Linked DNA regions of Homo sapiens: region 2 is linked to region 1. A link is an interaction called in ENCODE POLR2A ChIA-PET data of the cell type or tissue named here. Cell type or tissue: MCF 10A. All regions are shown on one strand. Links, peaks and the distances in the headings refer to the core of each region. The heading gives the core; the rest is flanking DNA. Region 1 overlaps UTRN (utrophin). Region 2 overlaps LOC105378036 (a long non-coding RNA gene).

What was found. Peaks named below come from ENCODE experiments on the same cell type or tissue, not always from the same donor. Only the 100,000 strongest peaks of a DNase experiment are listed, where the experiment ranks them.
Region 2: POLR2A ChIA-PET joins it to region 1 with 5 read pairs; 3 of 35 experiments call an interaction of 5 or more read pairs at or near these places.

What each region holds. Positions count from the first base shown.
Region 1 is chr6:144,485,877-144,501,111 of GRCh38, reverse strand. It overlaps UTRN (utrophin), which reads right to left. Exons shown (of 75, transcript NM_007124.3): 29 at 13,415-13,564; 30 at 12,278-12,439; 31 at 10,913-11,041; 32 at 10,010-10,183; 33 at 7,656-7,811; 34 at 1,685-1,855. Among named protein-coding and RNA genes, the nearest start is that of SNORA98, 88 kb to the right of the region's middle. In MCF 10A, for the core only: no CTCF peak of the experiment used is centred there; DNase peaks (open chromatin) are centred at 7,391 and 7,871.
Region 2 is chr6:144,114,544-144,129,778 of GRCh38, reverse strand. LOC105378036 (a long non-coding RNA gene) reads right to left here. Exons shown (of 4, transcript XR_943089.3): 4 at 4,353-5,154. Among named protein-coding and RNA genes, the nearest start is that of SF3B5, 27 kb to the right of the region's middle. In MCF 10A, for the core only: no CTCF peak of the experiment used is centred there; no DNase peak of the experiment used is centred there.

The sequences.
Region 1 (15,235 bases), core at 6,051-8,550:
TCCAGTGTCTACTATCTTAACTTTCTCCCAGCTGTCATCTCCACAGAGCATTCAAAGTAAGCAGGAGTTGTGTCACCCCACAACCTCTCAGCACCTTCTCCTCAAGGCCCACAGCAAACGTGTAGAGCTGTAGAGGGTGTCAAACTGATACTTGTGGCTTTATATAAACATCAGTCACAGTATTGATCATTTATATTCAGCACTTCCCACTAGTATACTCGCTTCTTTCTCAGGAAAGAGATTTAGGAAAACAGAATGCCTTGTTAAAAGAACCACTCATGTTCCATTCAATTCTTTCTCTACTGCAGAAGCCAGAACCAGCAAATCAACTTTCTAATCTCTGTGATTTCAAAGTACAGGGTTAAAGAAAACTCTTGTATTGATTTTTTAAAATTCTATTCCTAAGTTCTTTACATCTGAAAGTTTGCAATAGAAAGATTACTTATTGGTTTTAAAATGTTATTAAAGAAGAATTAAACTCAGCACAATTCTTTGTAAACACTCTGTAAATATGTGTCATTGATTTTAAAGGTGGTGAATTAGGCTTTTAAGTACTATATAAAAATAATACCTATAAAGGCCTTGATGATCCATGAATGTAATGCTTTTGGAATCAGGATAAAAATATCTTATTAAAAGAGCTGTTTTACAAATAACCCCATTAAAAAGTGGGCAAATAAAATGAACAGACACTTCAAAAAGGACATACTAGCAGCCAACAACACACGAAAAAATGCTCAACATCACTAACATTAGAGAAATGCAAATTGAAACCACAATGAGATACCATCTCACACCATTTAGAATAGCTATTATTAAAAAGTCAAAAAATAACAGATGTTGACAAGGTTGCAGAGAAAAAGGAACACTTTTATACTGTTGGTGGGAATGTAAATTAGTTCAGCCTCTGTGGAAAGCAGTTTAGAAATTTCTCAAAGAACTTCAAACAGAATTCTGATTACTGACCCAGAAATCTGATTACTGGGTATATAGGCAAAGGAAAATAAACTGTTCTACCAAAAAGACACATGCACTCATATGTTCATCAGCACTATTCACAAGAGCAAGGACATGTCATCAACCTAGGTGCCCATCAATGGTGGATTGGATAAAGAAAATGTGATACATATACACCATGGAGTACCATACAACCATAAAAAAGAATGAAATCATGTCCTTTGCAGCAACATGGTTGCAGCTGGAGGCCATTATCCTAAGTGAATTAATGCAGGAATGGGAAACCAATTACCACGTTCTCGCTTACAAGTGGGGGCTAAACATTGGGTACGCAAGGCCATAAAGAAGGGAACGATAAACACTGGGGACTAGTAGAGGGGCGAGAAACAGAGGGAGGCATGAGCTGAAAAACTACCTAGTGGGTACTATGCTCACTACCTGGGTGATGGGATCATTCATACCCCAAACCTCAGCATTACACAATATATCCATGTAACAAACCTATATGTGTACCCCTTAATCTAAAAGTAGAAATTATAAAGAAAATAAAATATAATCATTATTTTTAAAATATTTTTTCTTAGGACAGAGAAGTGGAAAAACAATGCAAAAAAGAAAAGGCTAGATTTAATATAAAATGGAGGGACATGGTATCCAACCAGGTCGCCCGAACAAATGCCATGTTACGCTGGCATCATGCTGGTGTTTCATCTGAACTGCAACTTACTTTAGCCCAGGAAATTTCTGTATCCAAGTCACCAAGCAGACCTTCTGAAGTGGACTTCTGTACCAATTCAGTTTCAGTAGCAGAAAGCCATTCAGAGAGAGAAGCAGCCTCTTTCTTCATTTTCCGGGCCAACTGTGATGCTCTTTCCAGATCCTGTTTTCCTTCTGTCACCTGAGACGGAGAGAGGCAGGGAGAGACTGAGACTGAGATGGGAATGAACATAAATGAGAATGAATCAGAATGTTAACTAAAGATCCAAACTGATTCATATATAACCCCCAAGACATACATAACCTTTGTCTTAGCACCTTAGAATCCTCTAAGCTTGCATTTCTGCAAGGAGGCAATATGCTGTAGTGGTTAAGTGCCAGGCAATCCTGGGTTTTCATCTTAGCTCTATCATTAATTTCCTAAGTGATACTGGCAGAGGTATAGCCCTCAAAAGATTGGTATGAGGCTGGGCACAGTGGCTCATGTCTATAATCCCAGCACTTTGGGAGGCCGAGGCAGGCAAATCTTTTGAGTCCAAGAGTTTAAGACCAGCCTGGGAAACATGACCTCATTTTCTACAAAATGAAAGACCTCATTTTGTAAAAAATACAAAAAATTAGCCAGTATGGTGGTGCGTGCTCGTAGTTCCAGCTGGTCAGTAGGCTGAGGTGGGAGAATCGCTTGAGCCCTGGAGGCTGGGGCTGCAGTGAGCCGTGATCCTGCCACTGCACTCCAGCCTGGGCAACAGAGCAAGACCCCGTCTCAAAAAAAAAAAAGATTGTTATGTGTATTAAGCGAGAAAAACACACATAAAAGGGCAGAAATAAAGTTGAAAAATCACTAGTATCTATTATAATTTTGAACATAAGATATCTTAGAATCCTCTCCATGAAGGAAAAATACGGTATTATAGTAACTTGAGGGGAAAATAGCACCATTTTCACAATTATATGTTTTATAATTAACCACTTTAACTTAAAATGCAGTACACGACTATACAAACCAAACCTTATTATTATTTTGCTCTCATTGTTGTTGACAGAAAACAAATGAACTTAACTAACATTTACCAAGCTCTTAATACAGCTTCCGTGTTGTGCTAAGGAATCTTACACACGTATGCAATAAAATTCACAAAGCCTCTTTCTACTTTATGGATAATGAAAATGAAACTTAAAGAGGTTAAGGCCAAGGCCAGGGTGGTACAATCTTTGGATTGAGCCATGCCATTCTGGCTTCTACCACCATCACTCCCAGACATTGCCCTTGCTAAGTTCAATAATGACCCCAATGGCAACTGATCTAATTAATATGTTTATGTGGACATCATATTTAACTTTCAAAATATCCAAAACAGGTAACTGCACTCTGTCAAAATACCATCTTCCCCTAGCTTTCCAGACCTAGTACTCAACTGTGTCCCTACCACTTCTTGCTACTTACATTAGTTTCTTTTGCAAGCTCATCTTCCTGAGATTTCTTACTAAATGATGTAATTCTTAAGACTTGGTTGAGGGCCCTCTTCTTTCACTATATCCTGTTCCTAGACAATCTATCATCCCTGATTACTTTAATTATGACCTCTATGCAGATGACTCATAAAATCCACCTCTTCAGTCCAGATATATTCTCCAGACCTGAATAATCATGTGAGTACCCGACATTTCCAATTAACATTCTCAAAGGTACTTAAAATGTCAACATGTCCAATACATACCTGTGATTTCTGCATGCTTCTACCTTTTTTTTTTTTTGAGACAGAGTTTTCACTCTTGTTGCCCAGGCTGGAGTGCAGTGGCACAATCTTGACTCACTGCAACCTCAGCCTCCCAGGTTCAAGTGATTCTCCTGCCTCAGCCTCCCGAGTAGCTGGGATTACAGGCACATACTACCACACTCAGCTAATTTTTTTTTTTTTTTTTTGAGTAGAGACGGGTTTTTGCCATGTTGACCAGGCTGGTCTCAAACTCCTGACCTCAGGTGATCCACCACCTTGGCCTCCCAACGTGCAAAGATTACAGGCATAAGCGACCGCACCCGGTCCTCTATCTTTTCTTACAGCACCCATCTCAATGGCCACACCATCCACATCATCAAGCCAGAAACCCAGGGGTCATCCTTCATCTCTCCTCCTGGACCAAGTCCTGTTGATTTCACTTCCTACATATGTCTGAAATCAATTCACTCACTCCATCTCCACTCTCCATCCTAGTTCAAGGTACGACCATCTCTCACCAAGTGTACAATGACTTCGAAACCAGTCTCCTCACATCCACTCCAGCCTCCCTCCAATTCCTCTTCCAAAATGCAGTGAGTAATCCTTTAAAAGACATATCTGAGTATGTAATTTGCCTACTAAAACCTGTGCAGTAACTGCTTAAGACACAGATTTTAATCTGTAACACAAACTCTATGACATTGGCAGGATTTTGTCTAATCCTATCTCCCTAGCACCATGTTCCTCACACTGGCTCTCTCTGCTCTAGCCACATAAATGTACCACACTGCCTCCTGCCTTAGAGCTTTTATATATACTGTTTTATCAGTCTAGAAATCTCCTCGTTTCACCCAGGTTACTCCTACCCAGACTTCAGATCTCGGCTTATGCATCACCTCCTCAGGGAAGCCTTCCTAACACAAGACTGGGTGAAACCCCCCTTTACCTATACTCTTAAAGAACCATGTACATTCTTCATAACTCTTCAGACTGATAATGTGACATCATCTCATGTAACTACTCAATGTTTTTCTCTTTCACTACCCTAAGTTCCATTAGACAACGAGATAATTTATATCTTTCCTCATCACTGTCTCCTTGTATAATTCCTGACACAGAGTAAAATCTCGATTGAGTGAAACTTTAAATGATAAAATTAATTAATACTAAAATTATAGTCACAATTGGAGAATTAGTGCAAAAACCAGCAATACCATTCCATTCATAAAATGCCCAGTCAGTGAATAAATATAATAATATTTAACGAATAACCAGCTGTATAATTCCAAAAAGAAGCTCTAAGGTGTGTGTTCCAGACATGTAATACATCAAAATGTATCACATCAACAATCTAAGCTTGCAGAAGTGAGATCAAAATCACCCAGAAAAAGTATAAACTGGTCGTTCTGATTTCAACTGAAAACAAAATTTCAGCTATTTTTCTCTGGGCTTATATAGAAACTTCAATATTACCTCAACTGGAAGTAGTTAATATTTCCTAACTGAAGGAGGATCCAAAATACTATCAAACATGGGTTTTCAATATTACCTATTAAGGTTTCACACTTCCACACATTCTTTGCTCTCCTGGTTTCAGGGCAAAAATTCATTCACTCACAGTAAATGCTCAACAACTCCTGCATGGATTCACTAAAATGCCCAAATTAGAGATATTTCTTGCCAGGATTTCAAATCCTGGTAGATTAATGTGAACTTCTTGCCACTGGTTATTTACTAGAGCCCTGATGTTTTAACATTTCTCGGTAGACTGTTCAATTTAGAAATCTAAGGACCAACAACTTGAGTTTTTACAGGGATTATTATTTCCCATTTTTCCTACATGAAATGGGAAAACATTAGGACTAAAAACAGAATGTTTCTCACAATTAAAATTACACTTAGAAAAATCTTACATGTTGCGACTAGAAAAAAGCCAACACCGGCTACTGCTATCCATTGAAATTTGGAATTATTAACATTTATTTTTTCCCTTGTATTTCTTTGAAGTACTAATGAGAGGTGACAGCATGCTGGCAGTCCTCACAGCCCTCGCTCGCTCTCGGCGCCTCCTCTGCCTGGGCTCCCACTTTGGCAGCACTTGAGGAGCTCTTCAGCCCACCGCTGCACTGTGGGAACCCCTTTCTGGGCTGGCCAAGGCCAGAGCCCACTCCCTCAGCTTGCAGGGAGGTGTGGAGGGAGAGGCGCGAGCGGGAACCGGGGCTGCGCGCCACGCTTGTGGGCCAGCTGGAGTTCCGGGTGGGCTTGGCGGGCCCCGCACTCGGAGCAGCAGGCTGGCCCTGCCGGCCCCAGGCAATGAGGGACTTAGCACCGGGCCAGCGGCTGTGGAGGGTGTACTGGGTCCCCCAGCAGTGCCAGCCCACCGGCGCTGCGCTCAATTTCTCACCGGGCCTTAGCTGCCTTCCTGCGGGGCAGGGCTCGGGACCTGCAGCCCGCCATTCCTGAGCCTCCCACCCCCTCCATGGGCTCCTGTGCGGCCGGAGCCTCCCTGATGAGTGCCACCCCCTGCTCCACGGCGCCCACTCCCATTGACCACCCAAGGGCTGAGGAGTGCAAGCCCACGGTGCGGGACTGGAAGGCAGCTCCACCTGCAGCCCGGGTGCGGGATCCACTGGGTGAAGCCAGCTGGACTCCTGGGTCTGGTGGGGACGTGGAGAGTCTTTATGTCTAGCTCAGGGATTGTAAATACACCAATCGGCACTCTGTATCTAGCTCAAGGTTTGTAAACACACCAATCAGCACCCTGTGTCTAGCTCAGGGTTTGTGAGTGCACCAATCCACACTCTGTATCTAGCTACTCTGGTGGGGCCTTAGAGAACCTTTATGTCTAGCTAAGGGATTGTAAATACACCAATTGGCACTCTGTATCTAGCTCAAGGTTTGTAAACACACCAATCAGCACCCTGTGTCTAGCTCAGGGTTTGTGAATGCACCAATCAACACTCTGTATCTAGCTACTCTGGTGGGGCCTTGGAGAACCTTTGTGTCCACACTCTGTATCTAGCTAATCTGGTGGGGACATGGAGAACCTTTGTGTCTAGCTCAGGGATTGTAAACGCACCAATCAGCGCCCTGTCAAAACAGACCACTCGTCTCTACCAATCAGCAGGATGTGGGTAGGGCCAGATAAGAGAATAAAAGCAGGCTGCGCGAGCCAGCAGTGGCAACCCGCTCGGGTCCCCTTCCACACTGTGGAAGCTTTGTTCTTTTGCTCTTTGCAATAAATCTTGCTACTGCTCACTCTTTGGGTCCACACTGCTTTTATGAGCTGTAACACTCACTGCAAAGGTCTGCAGCTTCACTCCTGAAGCCAGCGAGACCACAAGCCCACTGGGAGGAACGAACAACTCCAGATGCGCTGCCTTAAGAGCTGTAACACTCACTGCAAAGGTCTGCAGCGTCACTCCTGAGCCAGGAAGACCATGAACCCACCAGAAGGAAGAAACTCCAAGCACATCCGAACATCAGAAGGAACAAACTCCAGATGCGCCACCTTAAGAGCTGTAACACTCACCACGAGGGTCCACAGCTTCATTCTTGAAGTCAGTGAGACCAAGAACCCACCAATTCCAGACACACTAAGTCTACCACAATGAACATATATTACTTGTAGTATCCTTAGAATAATTTATGGAATATCAGTAGCCATTGAAAGTATAAATATTAGCCTGAATTAAATATTAAAAATAAATTTTTTTTAAAAACAGTGTCTCACTCTGTTCCTAGGCTGGAGTGTAGTGGTGTGATCTCAGCTCACTGCAACCTCTGCCTCTCAGGTTCAAGCAGCTCTCCCACCTCAGCCTCCCAGGTAGCTAGGACTACAGATACTCACCACCATGGCTAATTTTTTTTTGGAAATTTGTTTTGTTTTTGGAGGTTTTCATTTGTATTTTTTTGTAGAGACAAGGTTTCATCATGTTGCCCAGGCTGGTCTCAAACCCCTGGGCTCAAGCCATTACCTGACTCAGCCTCCCAAAGACCTGGGATTACAGGCGTGAGCCACTGTGCCTAGCCAAAAATAAATTTCTATGTAACTATGAATCACTGTAATATTACCACATACATTTAAAGAAATATAACAATTATTACAATAAATTGAAAACACGTATGAATCTCATAATTTTCAAACATGCATTTTCCAAAAAATGAAATTTAAAAATACATGAGAGAGAACGAGAGAGAGAGAGAGATTGAGAGAGAGAGAGAGAGAGACAGAGAGATGAGCTGTGGGGCTGCTCTCCTCACCTGTGCGCCCAGGTCATTGTAAAGAACCTTCAGGGAAGTCAGCTGCTCATCCATCCCTTTTGGGTTGTCCGTTTGCTGTTTCTGGACAATATGTCTTCCTGTTTTAATCACAGTTTCCACTTCAAGTTTGACTTCACTCAAAGTTTTATACAGTTTCTTTAAAACAAACAAAGAAAAAGACAAATTACACACTGTGGTGACAACTTGCCAACTGGCATCATGTCAGACCACAGCTTACACAGATTGACAGCCAAGACCTAACTATGGTGATCAAAGGCCATCATCTTTCTCAGATTTGGTCTGAAGGTCGAGTCAAATGAAATCAAGCTTGTAATAACTTCTTCAAATCTGACAAGAAAATAAACTAATAGAGTTTATGCTCATTCTTTCAAAATCTCAGACAAATGCTTATGAAAGTACTTGATAATATAAATATTTTTCCTACATAAAATGGGAAAACATTAGGACTAAAAACAGAATGTTTATCACAATTAAAATTACATTTTTAAAAAATCTTGCATGTTATGACTAAAACAAGCCAACACTGGCTACTGCTGTCTGTTGGATTTGGAATTATTAACATTTATTTCTATTTCTCAGAAGTACTAAGTCTACCACAATGAACATATATAATTTGTATGATAAAAAATACAAAACTCGATATATCAAGATGTATATAACTATAAGTAAACAGATTTCTGATGCAAATCAAAACCACAATAAGATACTATCTCACACCAGTCTGAATGACCATTATTAAAAAGTCAAAAAACAACAGATGCTGGCAAGGCTGCAGAGAAAAGGGAACACCATACACTGTTGGTAGGATTGTAAATCAGTTCAGCCCCTAGGGAAAGCAGTTTGGAAATATCTCAAAGAACTAAACATAGAATTATTATTCAACCCAGAAATCCTATTACTGGGTATATAAGTAAAGGAGGATAATCGTTCTACCAAAAGGACACATGCACTCCCGTGTTTATCACACCACTACACACAATAGCAAAGACATGTCATCAATCTAGGTGCCCATCAATGGGGGAATGGATAAAGAAAACGTGGTACAAATACACCACGGAACACTACACAGCCATAAAAAATGAAATCATGTCCTTTGCAGCAGCATGAATGCAGCTCAAGGCCATTATCCTAAGTAAATTAATTCAGGAACAGAAAACCAAATACTAAATGTTCTCACTTATAAGTGGGAGTTAAACAATGGGCACACATGCACATAAAGATGGAAAGCAAAGACAATGGGACTCCAAAAGGAGGGAAGGAGGAAAGGGGCAAGAGCTGAAAAACTACCAATTGGGTACTACATTTATTATTTGGGTGATGGGTTCAGTCGAAGCCCAAACCTCAGCATCATACAATATATCCATGTATCAAACGTGCACATGTACTTCCTGAACCTAAAAGTCTTCAAAAATTAAAAATAAAAATAAATTTAAATATAAAAAAAGAAATCGTAGTTCTGTAGGTCAAATTCAGAGCTGTCTTCTTCCTAGTTACCTGAAACCAAAAAGCTTTATTCTAAACAGCTTCTCTTGACACCTATACATCATCATCTCAACATCTCATAGGACGCTGTCATGTAACAGACCCCTGAACTATGTATGTTCCATGAAGTCAAGGACAGCACTTTCTCTGATTACCATTATGTCACAATAATCAAATAAATACTTACATACATGCACATATATATTAAAATTTATCCTTTGTTTTGAAAAGCACAAAGAACTGTCCCTATACCTCTCCTGTCCTAAAGAGTCTCATCTTAAGTTCTGTGATTCTCAAGCAGAACACTAATTCTAAGATTGTGTCCCCTTAGCCACATTATTTTTAAATTTCTATTCAATTGAATTATAAAGTTCAAGACTAAAAAAGTAATAAGGCCTTATATATCATTTCTTCTTTCCTATCTTAAGGTTTAAATTTCTATTGAAATTTTTATTTTCCTAGAAAATGGAATTTTTACGATATCCATTCTAAGTATGGTTCTTCTAGCTAATTCAAATTTATCCTTGAAAACTTTGCTTATTAGTCACACTCTGCTGAAGCCCTCCTAACTTCACATGGTGATTAAGCTGTATTTCTTTTGTTTTGGTTTTTGTCATCATGTTATATACATGTCTATTCTAGTTTCCTTAGCTATCTCTCTTATCTCTTCTAATTTCTTTGGAGGGAAAGACCACACTTCTTATTTTTTAACACGTTTTCCATCATCAATCCTTATGTTTAGCACACTGTAGACTAGTGATCACTGGACACACTAGGCATGTACTTGCTAGACCAAGCCATAACAGCTGCTGAAAAAGCCACTGGATGTGCCAATCACCCAAAAGCCTCACCATACACTTGTCCAGGTGCGTCTGTATGACGTCAGGGTCTACGTCCTTCACATCCAGAACGTGAAGTTCTGCTTTCACGCCATCCAGCACACGCTTGCAGTCCAGCATGCGCTGCTCGAAGTTAGCTGGCTTCTGGAAAAGCTGGAACTTTGTGGACACCTCTCGGAGTTTCCTCTGTTTGCAGAAATGAAAATATGCAATTCCCATCAGGATGATTATCTCTCTCATCATGAGCATAACAGATACTACTAAAAATTTGTACCATAAAGTACCAAAAGAAAAAAATTCAGAAATATGACCCAAAATAAAAAACTCCTAATGAATCTCAGTGAGGGTACCCGATCACCTAAGTGAACTGCATAGCCCAGTGTCAAAAATTACAACACTCAGTGTCTCAATCTCAGAAGTAATAGATTTGGATAAGAAATTTAGATAAAGCTGACCTCACTGGAATTAAAACTTCATGTTCAAAAAGATAGTTCAGGAACCTAGAACTCAAAATGCCCTTCATCACAAGTTCAGAGTGAAAGTCAATGTCATATCAACCATGAAAGAACTAAATGATGCTGCATCCAATTCATGCTCGGCCTGCCCACAGCATCAGCCACACGATACTGACAGAGGCTCTGCATTAAAGAAAAAGTGTATATAAAGCTAACTTCTAAATCTGGCTCACTCTCTTGTTTCTCATCTCAGCTATCAAAATCAGATTTCATATTTTTCCACACATGCAACAATTTGTTTCTGCTGCCCTAGGATGCAACCTTCAACACATCATCACTCCCATCCCATGGTTTACATCACAAAGAATACAAACGGTGCCCAAGTAATCAATTCTTTCTCTTTTTTGAAGAAAATTCCCAACAAGTTGAAAAGTAAAAGGAAGCTCCTGGCCTTCTTTACCTGTAGCACATCCATCTGACTTCCTCCTCTGGCAGTCCTACTCTCTGGGGAGGTCAGGGGCTGAGAACGCATATTTCTTCTCAACTCCTCTAGGGTTAGCTCATGGGCTGAGATCTCTGCTTGGATTTTCTAAAAAGAGATTGGAAAGGGGAGAGGATGTCCTTTTTTTTTTACTTAAGTATAAAAAGAGACAATACAAAAGTTCTATATCGTTGTGTAATACATGATATCGTATTTTACATAATGTTGACCTCCACAGAAGCTTTAATAAGTTTTTGTAGGCCAGGTGCGGTGGCTTATGCCTGTAATCCCAACACTTTGGGAGGCCGAGGCGGGTGGATCACGACATCAGGAGTTCAAGACCAGCCTGGCCAAGATGGTGAAACCCCATCTCTACTAAAAATACAAAAATTAGCTGGGCACGGTGGCGGGCGCCTATAATCCCAGCTACTCGGGAGGCTGAGGCAGGAGAATTGCTTGAACCTGTGGGGCAGAGTTTGCAGTGAGCCGAGATCGCGCCACTGCACTCTAGCCTGGGCAACAGAGTGAGAATCCGTCTAAAAAATAATAATAATACGTTTTTGTATAATAATAATAATATGGCCCACTGCATGGTATGACTATTGTACATGACGCACCTGCTAAGGGCTTTGCATTTGTCGTTTCTAATGTTCACAACTTATTTATAAGGAAGGAATTGTCCCAACTTCACAGCTAAGAAAACTACAATTTAAAATATACAGGACTTTTCAGCCAGGCACAGTGGCTCACGCCTGTAATCCCAGCATTTTGGGAGGCCGAGGAAGGTGGATCACCTGAAGTCAGGAGTTTGAGACTAGCCTGGACAATATGGCAAAACCCCGTCTCTACTAAAAATACAAAAATTATTGGGAGGCCGAGGCAGGCAGATCACTTGAAGTCAGGAGTTCAAGACCAGCCTGGCCAACATGGCGAAACCCCGTCTCTACTAAAACTACAAAAAATTAGCCGGGCGTGGTGGCGCGTGCTTGTAGTCCCAGTTATTCGGGAGGCTGAGGCAGGAGAGTCACTTGAACCCAGGAGGCGGAGGTTGCAGTGAGCCAAGATCGTGCCACTGCACTCCAGCCTGGGTGACATAGTGGGATTCTGTCTCAAATAAATAAATAAAATAAAATAAAATAAAATAAAATAAACTATATAAGACTTTTGCCAGAGTCTCACATAGAAAGCAAGAGAACTCCAAAACCCAAATGCTGCCCTGTAAGTAAGGTCAATCTTTCCCATTGACTCTCGGTTTTGGAGAGCAGGAGGGGTTCTCTTATAGTTGAGGAGGCAATTACAAAAGCTCTCTTTACAGCTCAAAAGCCCTCAAATGCACGGCAATACCTGAGCTTCCTGTGGAACTTGGAAAGCATCTATCCTGTCAGTCAGGTATGTGGTGAGCTGTTTGTCCAGCTCCCCCAAGCTCTCTTGCAAGACTTGAAGCATCTGGTCAGTTTCCCGCAGCACCTGGAGTTGCTTTTCCAAAGAAATCTGCTTGCTCTCTGCCTGCACAAAGGAGAAATTGAATCATTAGTTGCCCAACACAAATATAAATAGCAGAATATATATATTCTGGCCACTAAGAAAAGACCATAAAAGCTTTCATCCAAGACTTTAGCTTTCTTTATAAATAAATAATAATTACTAATGATAACAGTGAAAATGTCCCACTAGGATCTTATGTACCATGCAGCTGAATTACTAATTATTACTTCTTTCTATATATAATGTTGAAATACAAAAATGTAAAGGTTTCCCATAAGATGCATTAAACAGAAGATAAAAATGTGTTATTTATTATAATTTTAAAGCATTTTTAGGAATCAGCAATGTCTGCCAATTAAGAATATAAAACATAAGAAAAATGTCTATCAATACACAAACATCAGAGTCTCTTTTTTTCCAAAGCCTAAAACAAATTCTATAGGTGTACATACATATCAAACTACTATTTACAGCACTTTTGGGTTAAGCTTGATGTTATTCATGGGCTGAACATCAACAGTTATTATTTAATATGTGTTTGGAAGCACCTAATATTCATACCCAACCTTCCTATAAAAGAAATGTTCTTTCTCTAATTTGTGATACGAATATGTATGTTACAACCTGGATATGAACTAAGAGACTATGGCTTTCACAGCAGCTTATGTGAAATATCATGGCCCTAATATTTACTAGGATAGTATGAGTTGTTGTTCTTATATACAGCTATCATATGATCCTTAATGAAAATTAAATGTTTGTAAGTAGAAGTAATCTCAAAAATAATTTTTTTAATCATCCAGTTCTGTCTTAGAGTGTTAGATCTATTCTTCCTTTCTGAATATTTCAATACCCTCAATGCCCCTGTTAGCATTGGTTACCAACTTTAACCAACATTAAAGATTTTTCCAACATTAAAGCTCTATGATATGGAGCTTAGGGCCAGCTCCACTTCATCAATACCTAATCAACACCCATGTATGTCCCAACTCTTACCAGGTGACTTAGATCTTCATATCGGCTGTTGAAAGCCTCCAGTTTCTCACTGATTATATCATCCAGGATCCCCCCATCAATCAGAGTCTGGCCAAGCTCTCGAATCTGGGTGCGATTATCTGCCGGGTGGCGCAGAACAGATTCCAGAGACTGGAATGGAGATGGGAAAAAAAAATAATAATGCATTTACTAAGGCAAAAGGTATCAAGGATCCCCAAAATGTCTATTTGTTAAACAAGTAATTATATTTTCTAAAAATCTACCTAAGTAACAGGACCAAAAGTTAAGTAAATTACTAATTCACAAAAATATCCATCATGGGATTAAAAAATGCATAAAATTGAGAAATTAGCACAAGTGATATATGATATAATTTCACAAAAATAATTTCAACTATTATTAATTATGGGAGGGTGAGGCAGGAGGATCACTTGAGCCCAAGAGTTCAAGGCTGCAGTGAGCTGTCATACCACTGGACTCCAGCCTGGGCAACAGAGCGAGACTATGTCTCTAAACAATAAATAAATGAATAATAAAAAGTTAAAAATAATTATTAATTATATGGGGAAATGCTCATGACACAAAGTTCAAAGGCAGAGAACAGTACTATACAAGCAAAATGATCTCAACTTTTATTAATTATATTACTAAAAATAAGTAGTCATTTTCCTACAATATATGCAGAATAAGAGGCATTGTTTTATATACACACTTTTTATATACATAAATCTAATTAACCATATGGGCTAAATAGCATTCCCAGTTTACAGATTGGAAAATTGAAGCTCAGAAAGGTTAAATTACTTGCCTACATACACACAGTCAAAAGAAGAGCTAAGATTCCAACATGGCTCTAAAGCTTTAAGACTCCAAAGCCTGGCCAAGTGCGATGGCTCACACCTCTAATCCTAGCACATTGGGAGGCCGAAGCGGGTGGATCACCTGATGTCAGGAGTTCGAGCCCAGCCTGGCCGACATGGTAAAACCCCATCTCTACTAAAAATACAAAATTAGCTGGGGTAGTGGCACACGCCTGTGATCCCAGCTACTCAGGAGGCTGAGGCATGAGAATTGCTTGAACTCAGGAGGTGGAGGTTGCAGTGAGCCAAAATCATGCAATTGCACTCCAGCCTGGGCAACATAGCAAGATTCCATCTCAAATAAAAAGATAAATAAGTAAATAAAAGACTCCAAAGCCTTTGATCCAATATACTACCTTCTAGTATGCATACATAAAAGATAATAATTAGGAAGAAATCTACAAACTGTTTTAAAATGTTTATCTTAGAGTTTGCTTTATACTTTTCTTTATTTTCCATATTTCAAGAATATATACGTATTCACTCTTACATTAGGAAAAAAATTAAGCTTTTCATATTTTTCATTCACTCTGTCTCTCACTCTGCTATATTTGAGAAGTGACATCTTTTCTCTAGCAGAGCATCCGTCTCCTGGAATGTAAGTGCCACATTTTACTCATTTCTGACCTTTAATCCAGTTGTCCACTCAGTTCCCACATGGTACCATGACATTTTTAAAAGCCTATCTACCCCCTTCCCTTTTCTTTTTTGTTAAGCAAACCTACCCTCTTTGCACTGTATTTCATTTAAGAAACGGTTATTAAGTTAACATGTGCTACACACTGTGCTGGGAACTGAGGAATAACAAAGCATCGGGTACATTTCTTGGCCTCAAGGAGTTCAAATCCAGGCTTGAAGACAAGCTCCTACGACAAGATCCCATGGCTCAACCACTGTCTTAACTTCTAGCATCTGAAGGTAAGAGACAGGAATCCCCTATAAACTGTCAGTGCTGTGTTTA
Region 2 (15,235 bases), core at 5,705-8,204, 370 kb after region 1:
ACCCACACCACCAAGACCTGAGGCAACGGGAGCTGACATGGTTCCAGTTTGCTCTGTGAGCTCTAGCTTATTCTTGCTCTCCTTATCCTCCTTGGCAGCCATCTTTCTTCCCTGCATCAGCCACAGCCATCCCCACAGCGCTAGCATCGGCCTTAAGGACAGACATCAACCTTATAGAGTGTGCTTAACCAGCTCTGACTGTGGAAGGCCAACTCCCTGTGCATATAGGAAACGAAATATTCATTGTTCCTTTTGTAACTTCCTTTTCACACTTTAAAGATGCTATTCCAATGTATTCTGGCTTTAATATGATAATCTCATCCTTATATGTATTCAGCTCCTTTTTTTGACTTTTATTTTAGGTTTGGGGTACATGTGAAGGTTTGTTACATACATAAACACATGTCATGGGGGTTTGTTGTACAGATTATTTCATCACCCAGGTATTAAGCCCAGTACTCGATACTTATCTTTTCTGCTCTTCTCCGTCCTTCCACCCTCCTCCTTCAAGTAGACTCCAGTGCCTGTCATTTCATTCTCTGTGTTCACAAGTTCTTACCATTTTAGCTTTTTCTTTTCTTAGTTCCTTTAAGATTTTTCTCTATATCACTAACTTTCAGTGGATTATGATTATGATTTTGCTTTTGTGTTCTTGTATTTGAGACAGAGCTAGGCAAAGAGTTCTTAGACATGTCATCTAAAGCATGATCCATAAAAGAGAAAAATTAATAAATTAGCAAAATCTAAAACTTTTATACTGTGAAAGACCCTGTAAAGAGAAATGAAGAGACAAACTACAGTCTGAGAAAAAATATTTGTAAGCCTTATGTCTGATAAAGATCTTATATCTGGAATATAGAAAGAACTCTCAAAACTCAATAGTAAACAATCCAATTACAAAACAGGCAAAAGATATGAACAAATATTGCACCAAAAAGGAAATAATGATGGCATATAAGCACATGAAAAGATGTTCAACACTATTAGTCATTAAGGAAATACAAATTAAAACCACAATCAGGTATCACTACACACCTATTAGAACAACTAAAATTAAAAATAGTATTAACAGAAAAGGTCACACATTATAATTCCATTTACATGAAATGTCCAGAATAGGGAAATCTATAGAGACAGAAAGTCTACTGGTGGTTGCTAGGGGATGAGAGGAGGGACAGGGAATGGGGGATGACTGCCCGTGGATATGTTTTTGTGTGTGTGGGGGGGATGATTACAATATTCTGGAATTAGACAGTGGTCATACATGCACAGCTTTGTGCATATACTAAAAACAGCTGAATTACACATTTTAAAAGGGTCAGTTTTGTGGTGTGTGAATTTTATCACAAAAGGGTCAATTTTATGATGTGTGAATTTTATCACAATTTTTTAAAGTAGTGATAATGTGGCCAGGTGCCGTGGCTCACGCCTGTAATCCCAGCACTTTGGGGGGCTAGGCAGGTGGATCACGAGGTCAGGAGATCGAGACCATCCTGGCTAACACGGTGAAACCCCGTCTCTACTAAAAATACAAAATAATTAGCTGGGCGTGGTGGCACGTGCCTGTAGTCCCAGCTACTTGGGAGGCTGAGGCAGGAGAACCACTTGAACCCAGGAGGCAGAGGTTGCAGTAAGCCAAGATCGCGCCACTGACTCCAGCCTGGGTGACAGAACAAGACACCACATTAAAAAAAAAAAAAGTAATGATAATATTAAATGCTGCTAAGAATACAGAGAAACAGTGTCTCTCATACATTGCTGGTATAGCTACTCTGGAAAATAATTTGGCAATTTCTTATGAAACAAAGCATGCACTTACCATATAACCTGGCAGTTGCAATCTTAGGAATTTATCCCAGAGAAATGAAAACTTACACAAAAATCTGTACACCAATGTTCATAGCCATTTTATTTATAAATAGCAAAATATTGCAAACAACCCAAATGTCCTTGAATGAGTGAATGGTTGAATGAACTGCCAAATCCATACAACAGAAAGCTACTTACTAATGCAAAAAACATGAACTATTTTTTTTTTTTTTTTTTGAGACAGGGTCTTGCTCCATCACCCAGGCTGGAGTGCAGTGGCACAAGCTCAGCTCACTGCAACCTTTGACTCCTGGGTTCAAGTGATTCATCTGCCTCAGCCTCACAAGTAGCTGGGACCACAGGTGCAAGCCACCACACCCGGCTAATTTCTTGTATTTTTAGTAGAGATGGGGTTTCCTCTACTTGCCTAGGCTGGTCTTGAACTCCTGGCCTCAAGTGATCTGCCCACCTCAGCTTCCCAAAATGCTGGGATTACAGGCATGAGCCACCACGCCTAGCCAAAAAACATGCACTATTGGTACATGCAACAGCCTAGATGGACTTGAAGGGCAACATGCTCAGTGGAAAATGTCACTCTCAAAAAATTATGTACAGTAATGATTCTATTTATAAAGCATTCTCGAAATGACAAAAGGATAGAAATGGAGACAGGTTAGTTGTTGCCAGTACACAGAAAAGTGGGTGAACAGGTGGAAGAACGTGAGGGCCAGGTGCAAATATGAAGAAATAGGTAATGGAATCGTTCTGTTTCTCGATTGTGGTGGTGGTTACACGAATCTATATATTGGAATAAAATTGCATAGAACTATTCACACATCCATAATAGTGAATGAATGTTTTTTAAATGGTGAAAAATTGAATAGCTGTAGCTTATTTAACAGTAATTTGCCAATATCAATTTCCTAGTTTTGATATTGTAGTTATATAAGATGTCACCATTGCGAGGAAGGGAACACAGGACTCTGAGCTATTTGTGCAACTTCGTGTGAGTCTGTAATTATTCCAAAATAAATAGTTAGGGTCAGACATGGTGACTCATGCATGTAATCTCAGCACTTTGGGAGGCCAAGGTGGGAGGACTGCTTGAGGCCGGGAGTTCAAGACCAGTTTGGGCAGCATAGTAAGACCTTGTTTCTTAAAAAAAAAAAAAAATTATTAAAAATTATCCTAGCATGATGGCCCACACCAGTAGTCCTAGCTACTTGGGAGGCTGTGGCAGGGAGCTGGGAGGATTGCTTGAGCCCAGGAGCTCAAGGTTACAGTGAGCTATAATTTGCACTACTGCACTCCAGCCTCGGTGACACGGTGAGAGCTTGTCTTAAAAAAAACAAAAAAAAAAAGAGTATTAAAAACTCCACACAATTACAAGGTTATATTCCCAGGAATAATTTGAGTTTATAAAATCCCTATAGATACACACATATGCGAAATTAGTTTAAAATAAATGATTAATATAGTATTTCAAACCAGAGAGGGAAATAAGTACTATTATTTTTTCAGTAAATGGTATTAGAACAACTGGCTAATCTATGGAAAAATAAAATAAAACTGTGTTTTTTTCATTTTCTTCACCAAAATAAACTGTAGAATGCAAAGTTCAGAATTGGTATTCAGTAAGTATCTGTTAAGTTGGATCAGTGATTTAAATATATAAAAGACATAGAGTTTATTTGTTGTTGTTGAGAGTTGTGGCTAATACAGAAATCTGAAGACAACAGGTGTTAATGACCCCCTTTTGGAAGCCTCTAGCTCTAGGGGCAGCCACCTTTCCAATGGCCACTCGAGAGGCGCCAAGGCAGAAACAACACTATCAACAACAACATATCCCCTTGCCTATGTAGGATGACCAGGAGAGAGTGCTGCTTTTGAGGGAAGTCCAGCGTTCTTGGAGAGAAGCTACTCACCTCATAGAGATGTTTAGAGGCTTCAATAAGACAGTGCATATAAAGGGCGTAACAATCTGCCCAGTGCACAGTAAGTGCTCCATGATGTTTAGTTCTTGGAGTGCTTTGTCTGCCCAGGGAGTTTAACCAGGAAAGACACCATCGGATTTATATATGTGTTTGAGAGAGCATTAATAGCATGAACAAAGAAATGAGTGGACAAACTTTTGTAGGAAAACAAAACTCTGTGAGAATGCCGAAGATCATTTCAGGACTAGGTAGGTCTTGAAGGTGAGATCTTTCTAATCAGAAGGAATAGTAAGAGCAAAAACATGGGAGTTGTGAAAGGGCTGTGGGCATCTTCAGGGAATGATAGCCCCTTCCTGCTGCCTTATTTCAGTCCAGGTCCCCTCTCAAACCAGGTGGCTGCCGTGGTCTCCTAAGGTGTGTTGTTGCTTGAAGCATTGCGTGTCTGCAGTTCTTTCAAGACATGGCGGGCATAGAATCTCTTGCAATAGATGATATTCATCATTTCATTCCCCCGCATAAAACTTTTTGTGGCTCTTCACAGCTTATGGAAGGATAATGTAAAAATTAGGATTAGGATTAGCTACAAATGACAGAAAGACACCATAAAAATGGCTTAAGCAAGACAGAAGTTTATTTCTCTCAGATAAAGTTCCAAAGGGAATCAGTCCAGGTCCCATATGGCAAACCATGGTGTCAGGGAGTCAGGGTCCTTCTAGGTTGTGCTTGGCTTCCATCTTGAACTCACCTCACCACCCAAATGGCTGCTCCAGTTGTAGCCACCATGGCCAGCCTCCAACCATCAGAAAGGAGAAAAGATAAAGAAAAGTGAATCCCTTCCGTTAGGGTCATTCTGCAGAAGTTGCAGAGACTGCTTCCATTTATGTCTGCTAGCCAGACCTTAGACACATGACCCCATCTAACTGCCAAGGAGGCAGGGATTAATCTTTATGCCGAATGGAGATGCACCCAGTGAAAGGTGAGGGGGGTTATAAGTAAAGCAAGAAGGAACAAACAGACATTGGGAGACAACACAATATCTCCACCACAGGTGCCCATTTCTTCAAGGTCCTTTGAAATGTGACCTCCTCTCCCACCTAGACTATTTCTACAGCCACCGAACTAGTCTAACTGCCTCTACTTTCTAATTCTCCTTAGTCACTATCATAGCCATCAATTCAAAATACATACTGAATTGAATTACTCTCCTGTCCCACACTCTTCATTGGCTCCCTATTACTTACAGATGAAGTCCAAACCATTTGGCTTAATGGAGCATTAAGAGTCCCCGTAGTACCATTTCAGCTTGATCTTCTTCCTTCCTTCTCTTCTTTCCTCCTCTCCTCTGCTAGCTGTTCTCTGAACACACCATGAGCTTTCAGTTCTCCATTACCTGTTTCATGAAAGAAAGACCCTTCCCCAGAATGATCACCCTAAAGGGCCGTCACCAACTTCTGAAATGCTGCACAGACTTCTAAGCCTACCCCAAATATCATTTCTTTTATAAATTCCTTTTTCATCACATTAAAAGTAATCCACACCTTCACTGAATAGTCAGTTTTTATGCTGCCTTCCATTGTAATAAATTATACATTTTTCATATTCATTACCACAATTACATTGTAATTTACATAGTATTCACTACATCTTCTTCACATTTGTAGTCCTGGAAGCACCTAGTCACTGAATTTTTACCTAACAGCTGCATAATACATATTTATTAAATTGAATTTGTATGTAGGCCTTGAATTTATAGAAGGAAAGGAAAAAAAGCTCAAGTCAGCTCTCTTGGGGTAAAGCACTCATTTAAACTGGATTAAATGCTTTATCAACAATCTAGTATTATTTATTACACAATTCTCCCTAAGTCCCATTTGGAATTGTTTTGAGTGATTCGTGTTAATAATACAAAGCTTAATATGGATTTGCATCAGGAAGAACAATTTGTAAGAGCTGACTATTTTCAGCTCTAACAAGGAAGTGACAGTTTTTCAATTTTTTAGCAGAAGTGTTAAAACTTATCTCAGTCAAACACTTGCTGGGTCATTTGGTATGTCACTCACGTTATTTAACTTTCTATTTTAACCTCTCAGGCCTATATGGAAATAAGAAAAAAAATTATAGTTTTAATTGCTGCTAATTTTCTGGCAGAAGATAGAAATAAAAATAGTCTCAATGCTGAATAGTTAATGTGTTTTATGACCACAGGCCTTTTCCGTGTTAATTTTTGTCCATGTTGGCTAATTTTACTAGCTGTTTATTGAGTTCAGACAGGAAAAATAAGGCTATAATATTTGAAACGAAGAAAAAGCTCTCAATTAACATTAATAAATTGCCTGAAAATGAACCTCACATTGGCCTTATATAGACACCTCTTCCTGAAAAATAGGACTTCATGCTAGCTCTTTTGTAAGTTTAAGCTATTTGTTCCCGGGTCTGTTCCTCTTCTGTGGACTCTCTGACCTCTTCTTGTGCCCACAGTTCTTTTTACTGAGCTGATTATAATGATCTCATGCACTTTGTATTAACCTCAATTTTATGGGAAAAATTGGAACACCAATCAGAGCTCAGGATCACACATCACTCCAGCTGAATCCTAAGCCAGAAGAAAGTTTAGTGAAATATATGGGTGAAATGAAAATAAACTATCAATCAAGCCAATAGTTTTTCTAGTTGGGATGGACTTCAGGAGATTGTAAGAGCAGTGGCCCCTATTAAATCAAGTGGAGGTGCCAGAGTTGCCAGGCAGAGTGGAGGAAGGGATTGAAAGGCCCACCAAAGTGTACATGCTAAACAGGGTCTACTATGTGAAACTGGAAACTTATCAGCTAAATATGATTCTTGAAAGAGTATGGAGGACTTATGCATCAAGGCAATAAGGAAATTGCTGGTAGAGGACACCAGTGTCATTGAGGTGAGTGGTGGCTCTCCTCTGTAGACCAGAGTTGATGATAAGAGATGCTATTTCAGAACTAGGGTCCCTAGTAGTCATGGAGATGATAGGATTCCAGAGGCCACACAGTAGCATGCTACCACCAACAGTGAACAAGCAAAACCACCCTCAGATTTCTGACCACCAGAAACTCTGTGGGATAATTAAAAGTCCTAGCCAGAGCAATTAGGCAAGAGAAAGAAATAAAAGGCATCCAAATCAGAAAAAAATTGTCTCTGTTTGCAGGCAACGTAATCTTATACACCAAAAACCCTAAAGACACCACCAAGAAAAAGCTGTTGAACTAAAAAAAGTTTCAGTAAATTGCAGGATACAAAATCAATATACAAAAATTAGTAGTGTTTCTACACATTAACAATGAGCTATCTGAAAAAGAAATTAAAAAGACAATCCCATCTACAGTAGCATCAAAAAATAAAATAGGAGTAAATTTAGCCAAGGAGGTGAAAGATCTGTACACTGAAAACTATTAAACACTGATGAAAAAAATTGAAGGAGACACAAATAAATGGAAAGATATCTCACATTCCTGGATTAGAAGAATTAATATAGTTAAAATGTCCATACTACCCAGAGTGAATTACAGATTCAGTGAAATTCCTATCAAAATTCCAATGACATTTTTGAGAGAAATAGAAAAAAACAGTCCTAAAATTCATATGGAACCATGAAAGACCCCAAATAGCCAAAGAAATCCTGGGCAAAAAGAACAAAGCTGGAGGCATCATACTACCTGACTTCAAGATATACTACAAAGCTATAATAATCTAAACATCATGGTACTGGCATAAAAACAGACACTTAGACCAATGGAACAGAATGGAGAGCCCAGAAATAGATTCACACATTTACTCTCAATTGATTTTGGACAAAGATGCCAAGAAAACACAATGAAAAATGAACTGTCTCTTCAGTAAATGGCGTTGGGAAATATGGATACCTACATGCACAAGAATTAAATTAGACCCTTATCTCACACCATATGCAAAACATCAATTCAAAGTGGACTAAGGACTTAAACATATGGCCTGAAACTGTAAAACTACTAGAAGATACCAGAAGACAAAAGCTCCATGACATTGTTCTGGGCAATGATCTTTTGGCTATAACCTCCAAAGCAGGGGCAACAAAAGCAAAAATAGATCAATGAGATTACATCAAACTGAGAAGCTTCTGCACAGCAAAGAAAATATCAACAGTGTGGAGAGACAACCTACAGAATGGAAGAAAATATTTGCACACCATACATTTGATAAGGGGTTAATATGCAAAATATACAAGGAACTCAAACAATAGATGCTAAGAAACACCTCAAACAACTCAATACTAAGAAAACAAATAATCCAATTTAAAAATAGATAAAGGACCTGAACAGTCATTTCTCGTAAAAAAGTCATACACATGGCCAATAGATATATTTTTTAAAAACTCAATATCACTAATCATCATCACATTGAAATCACAATAAGATATCACCTCACATTTCTTAGAATGGCTGTTATCAAAAAAATGAAAGATAGGGAAACCCCCTTTGGGTCCCCTCCCTTTGTATGGGAGCTCTGTTTTCACTCTATTAAATCTTGCAACTGCACACTCTTCTGGTCCGTGTTTGTTACGGCTTGAGCTGAGCTTTCACTCACCATCCACCACTGCTGTTTGCCACTGTCGCAGACCCACCGCTGACTTCCACCCCTCCGGATCCAGCAGGGTTTCCGCTGTGCTTATGATCCAGCGAGACGCCCATTGCCACTCCCAATCTGGCTAAAAGCTTGCCATTGTTCCTGCACGGCTAAGTGCCCAGGTTCATTCTAAGCAAACTGAATAGTAGTTGCTGGGTTCTACGGTTCTCTTCCATAACCCACGGCTTCTAATAGAGCTATAACACTCACCACATGGCCCAAGATTCCATTCCTTGGAATCCGTGAGGCCAAGAACCCCAAGTCAGAGAACAAGAGGCTTGCTGCCATCTTGGAAGCGGCCTGCCACCATCTTGGGAGCTCTAAGAACAAGAACCCCCAGTAACTTTTTGGTGACCATGAAGGGACCTCCAAAGCAATGGGAAACTTTCCCCCCAAGGCAAAAATGCCCCTAAGATGTATTCTGGAGAATTGGGACCAATTTGACCCTCAGACGCTAAGAAAGAAAAAACTTATATTCTTCTGCAGTACCGCCTGGCCAAGATATTCTCTTCAAGGGGGAGAAATCTTGCCTCCTGAGGAAAGTATAAATTATAACACCATCTTACAGCTAGACCTCTTTTGTAGAAAAGAAGGCAAATAGAGTGAAGTGCCATATGTACAAACTTTCTTTTCATTAAGAGACAACTCGCAATTATGTAAAAAGTGTGATTTATGCCCTACAGGAAGCCCTCAGAGTCTACCTCCCTATCCCGGTGTCCCCCTGACTCCTTTCCCAACAAATAAGGACCCCCCTTCAACCCAAACGGTCCAAAAGAAGATAGACAAAGGGGTAAACAATGAACCAAAAAGTGCCAATATTCCCCAATTATGCCCCCTCCAAGTCGTGGGAGGAAGAGAATTCGGCCCAGCCGGAGTGCATGTACCTTTTTCTCTCTCAGATTTGAAGCAAATTAAAATAGACCTAGGTAAATTATCAGATAACCCTGATGGCTATATTGATGTTTTACAAAGGTACGACACTCCTTTGATCTGACATGGAGAGATATAATGTTACTGCTGGATCAGATACTAATCACAAATGAGAGAAGTGCCACCATAACTGCAGCCCGAGAGTTTGGCGATCTCTGATATCTCAGTCAGGTCAATGATAGGATGACAACAGAGGAAAGAACAATTCCCCACAGGCCAGCAGGCAGTTCTCAGTGTAGACCCTGACTGGGACACAGAATCAGAACATGGAGATTGGTGCCGCAGACATTTGTTAACTTGCATGCTAGAAGGACTAAGGAAAACTAGGAAAAAGCCTATAAATTATTCAATAATGTCCACTATAACACAGGGAGAGGAAGAAAATCCTACTGCCTTTCTGGAGAGACTAAGGGAGGCATTGAGGAAGCATACCTCTCTGTCATCTGACTCTATTGAAGGCCAACCTATCTTAAAGGATAAGTTTATCACTCAGTCAGCTGCAAACATTAGGAAAAAACTTCAAAAGTCCGCCTTAGGCCCAGAGCAAAACTTAGAAACCCTATTGAACTTGGCCACCTTGGTTTTTTATAATAGAGATCAGGAGGAGCAGGCAGAACGGGACAAACGGGATTAAAAAAAAGGCCACCGCTTTAGTCATGGCTCTCAGGCAAGAGGACTTTGGAGGCTCTAGAAAAGGGAAAAGCTGGGCAAATCAAATGCCTAATAGGGCTTGCTTCCAGTGTGGTCTACAAGGATGCTTTAAAAAAGATTGTCCAAATAAAAATAAGCCGCCCCCTCATTCATGCCCCTTATGTCAAGGGAATCACTGGAAGGCCCACTGCCCCAGAGGACGAAGGTCCTCTGAGTCAGAAGCCACTAACCAGATGATCCAGCAGCATGACTAAGGGTGGCCGGGGCAAGCGCCAGCCCATGCCATCACCATCACAGATCCCCAGGTATGCTTGACCATTGAGGGCCAGGAGGTTAACTGCCTCCTGGACACTGGCATGGACTTCTCAGTCTTATTCTCCTGTCCCAGACAACTGTCCTCCAGATCTGTCACCATCCGAGGGGTCCTAGGACAGCCAGTCACTAGATACTTCTCCCAGCCACTAAGTTGTGACTGGGGAACTTTACTCTTTTCACATGCTTTTCTAATTATGCCTGAAAGTCCCACTCCCTTGTTAGGGAGAGACATTCTAGCAAAAGCAGGGGCCAATATACACCTGAACATAGGAGAAGGAACACCCGTTTGTTGTCCCCTGCTTGAGGAAGGAATTAATCCTGAAGTCTAGGCAACAGAAGGACAATATGGACGAGCAAAGAATGCCTGTCCTGTTCAAGTTAAACTAAAGGATTCCGCCTCCTTTCCCTACAAAAGGCAGTACCCCCTTAGACCCAAGGCCCAGCAAGGACTCCAAAAGATTGTTAAGGACCTAAAAGCCCAAGGCCTAGTAAAACCATGCAATAGCCCCTGCAATACTCCAATTTAAGGAGTACAGAAACCCAACAGACAGTGGAGGTTAGTGCAAGATCTCAGGATCATCAATGAGGCTGTTGTCCCTCTATACCAAGCTGTACGTAACCCTTATACTCTGCTTTCCCAAATACCAGAGGAAACAGGGTGGTTTACAGTCCTGGACCTTAAGGATGCCCTTTTCTGCATCGCTGTACATCCTGACTCTCAATTCTTGCTTGCCTTTGAAGATCCTTTGAACCCAACGTCTCAACTCACCTGGACTGTTTTACCCCAAGGGTTCAGGGATAGCCCCCATCTATTTGGCCAGGCATTAGCCCAAGACTTGAGCCAGTTCTCATACCTGGACACTCTTGTCCTTCGGTACGTGGATGATTTACTTTTAGCCGCCCCTTCAGAAACCTTGTGCCATCAAGCCACCCAAGTACTCTTAAATTTCCTCGCCACCTGTGGCTACAAGGTTTCCAAACTAAAGGCTCAGATCTGCTCACAGCAGGTTAAATACTTAGGGCTAAAACTATCCAAAGGCACCAGGGCCCTCAGTGAGGAACGTATCCAGCCTATATTGGCTTATCCTCATCCTAAAACCCGAAAACAACTAAGAGGGCTCCTTGGCATCACAGGCTTCTGCCAAATATGGATTCCCAGGTACAGCGAAATAGCCAGGCCATTACATACACTAATTAAGAAAACTCAGAAAGCCAATACCCATTTAGTAAGATGGACACCTGAAGCAGAAGCAGCTTTTCAGGTCTTAAAGAAGGCCCTAACCCAAGCCCCAGTGTTAAGCTTGCCAACGGGGCAAGACTTTTTCCTTATATGTCACAGAAAAAACAGGAATAGCTCTAGGAGTCCTTACACAGGTCCAAGGGACGAGCTTGCAACCCGTGGCATACCTGAGAAAGGAAAGTGATGTGGTGGCAAAGGGTTGGCCTCATTGTTTACAGGTAGTGGCAGCAGTAGCAGTCTTAGTATCTGAAGCAGTTAAAATAATACAGGGAAGAGATCTTACTGTGTGGACATCTCATGATGTAAAATCACATACTCACTGATAAAGGAGACTTGTGGCTGTCAGACAACCATTTGCTTAAATATCAGGCTCTATTACTTGAAGGGCCAGTGCTGTGACTGCACACTTGTGCAACTCTTAACCCAGCCACATTTCTTCCAGACAATGAAGAAGAGATAGAACATAACTGTCAACAGGTGATTGCTCAAACCTATGCCACTCGAGGGGACCATCTAGAGGTTCCTTGACTGATCCTGCCCTCAACTTGTATATTGATGGAAGTTCCTCTGTAGAAAAAGGACTTTGAAAAGTGGGGTATGCAGTGGTCAGTGATAATGGAATACTTGAAAGTAATCCCCTCACTCCAGGAACTAGCGCTCAGCTGGCGGAACTAATAGCCCTTATTTGGGCACTAGAATTAGGGGAAGGAAAAAGGGTAAATATATAAACAGACTCTAAGTATGCTTACCTAGTCCTCCATGCCCACACAGCACTATGGAGAGGAAAGGAATTCCTGACTTCCGACGGAATACCTATCAAACATCAGGAAGCCATTAGGAGATTATTATTGGCTGTACAGAAACCTAAAGAGGTGGCAGTCTTACACTGCCAGGGTCATCAGAAAGGAAAGGAAAGGGAAATAGAAGGGAACCGCCAAGTGGATATTGAAGCCGAAAAAGCTGCAACGCAGGACCCTCCATTAGAACTGCTTATAGAAGGACCCCTAGTATGGGGTAATCCCCTCTGGGAAACCAAACCCCAGTATGCAACAGGAGAAATAGAATGGGGAACCCCACGAGGACATAGTTTTCTCCCCTCAGGATGGCTAGCCACCAAAGAAGGAAAAATACTTTTGCCCTCAGCTAACCAATGGAAATTACTTAAAACCCTTCACCAAACCTTCCACTTAGGCATTGATAGCACCCATCAGATGGCCAAATTATTATTTACTAGACCAGGCCTTTTCAAAACTATCAAGCAGATAGTCAGGGCCTGTGAAGTGTGCCAAAGAAATAATCCCCTGCACTGCCGGCCATACATTCCTATCCCTGTGTCTTTAACCTCCTTGTTAAGTTTATGTCTTCCAGAATCGAAGCTGTAAGACTACAAATTGTTCTTCAAATGGAGCCCCAGATGCAGTCCATGACTAAGATCTACCACGGACCCCTGGACTGGCCTGCTAGACCGTGCTCCAATGTTAATGACATGGAAGGCACCCCTCCTGAGGAAATCTCAACTGCACGACCCCTACTATGCCTCAATTCAGCAGGAAGCAGTTAAGAGCGGTTGTCGGCCAATCTCCCTAATAGCACTTGGGTTTTCCTGTTGAGAAGGGGGACTGAGAGTCAGGACTAGCTGGATTTCCTAGGCCGACTAAGAATCCCTAAGCCTAGCTGGGAAGGTGACCACATCCACCTTTAAACACGGGGCTTGCAACTTAGCTCACACCTGACCAATCAGGTAGTAAAGAGAGCTCACTAAAATGCTAATTAGGGTAAAACAGGAGGTAAAGAAATGGCCAATCATCTATCACCTGAGAGCACAGGGGGAGGGACAATGATTGGGATATAAACCCAGGCATTCGAGCAGGGAGCAGCAACCCCCTTGGGGTCCCCTCCCTTTGTATGAGAGCTCTGTTTTCACTCTATTAAATCTTGCAACTGCAAAAAAAAAAAAAAAAAGATGAAAGATAAGTGTTGGTGAGGATATGGAAAAAAGGGAACCCTTTTACATTGTTTGTGGGAATGTAAATTAGTACAGCCATTATGAAAAACAGTAGAGAGGTTTCTCAAAAAATTAAAAATAGAGCTACCATATGATCCAGCAATCTCGCTACTGGGAATATATCCAAAGGCAATGAAATCAGTATGTCGAAGAGCTAATCTGCACTCCCATGTTGATTGCGGCACTAATAACAATAACCAAGATATTCAATCAAGCTAAGTGTCCACCAACTGATGAATAGATAAAGAAAATGTGGTGTATGCCTATGCACAGTGGAATACTATTCTGCCATAAAAAAAAAATCCTGTCATTTGGGACAACATGGAAAAACCCAGAGGATTATGTTAGGTGAAATAAGCCAGGGACAGAGACAAATACTGCCTGACCTCACTCATATGTAGAATCTAAAGAAGTTGATCTCATTGAAGTTGAATAATGGTTCCCAGAGGCCAGGAGGGTAGTGAGGAGGAGTGGGGATGGGGAATGTTGGTCAACAGGTATAATGTTACAGCTAGATAGGATGAATAAGTTCTGGTGTTCTACTGCACAACAGAGTGATTATAGTTAACAATAATGTATTGTATATTTCAAAATAGCTAGAAGAGAGGATTGTGAATGTTTTCACAACAAAAAAAGATAGATATGTAAGGTGATGGATATGCTACTTACCCTGATTTGAACTTTTCACAATGTATACATGTATCAAAACATATTATTGTACTCCATAAATAATACGTATAATTACGTGTCAATTGAAAATGAAATAAAACTTTAAAAGGAAAATATGGTATGTATACACCTGCACACACACATATACACACAGACACACAAACTGGAATATTATTCAGCCTTGAAAAAGAAAGAAATTTGCCACAACATGGATCAACCTGGAAGACATTATGTTAAGTGAAATAAACCAGAAAGAAAGAAACACAAATATCACACGAAACACTTGTATGTGGAATTTTTAAAAGTTGAACTCACAGAAGCAGAGAATAGAATGGTGATTATCAGGAACTAGCATGGAGAGGGCTGAGGATTGAGGAGATATTGGGCAAAGAATATAAAATTTCAGCCAGTCAGGAAGAACAAGTTCAAGATATCTATTGTACAATAAGATAACTATAGTTAATAACAATGTATGATATATTTGAAAATTGCTAACAGAGTAAATGTTAAGTGTTCTCACTGCAAATAAATGGTATGTGAGGCAATGCATTTATTAATTAGCTTGATTTAGCCATTTTACAACCCATTCATATTTCAAAACATCATATTGTACACCATAAATATATGTAATTTTAATTTGCCAATTTAAAAATAAAAAAGAAGAAAGCTCATTTTGATCACCCCCAAAGGATGCCTTATGCCCCAGTAAGTCCCCAGCCACAGAGGCAATCATTTTTCTGATTTATTTTACCAATAATTAGTTTTGCCTAATCTAAAAATTCATATAAATTGAATAGCTCATTTTAAAAAATAGAATAAAATGTTCTAAGGGATAAGATAGATGTGCAGCCATCAAGGATATTGCTCAATATATATAAAATCAAAAGAAAAACCAAGAGTAGATGAGCGGAAGACTGTGGTCAGCTACTCCAATAGAAAGTCAGGATTCCTTGCCCAGTTTACAAACCTCAGGTAGTTTTCAAACCCACTACAGAACATTCCCCTTGACTGAAAGAGAGGCCAGGTCCACATGAAGAAGGACACTGCAACACC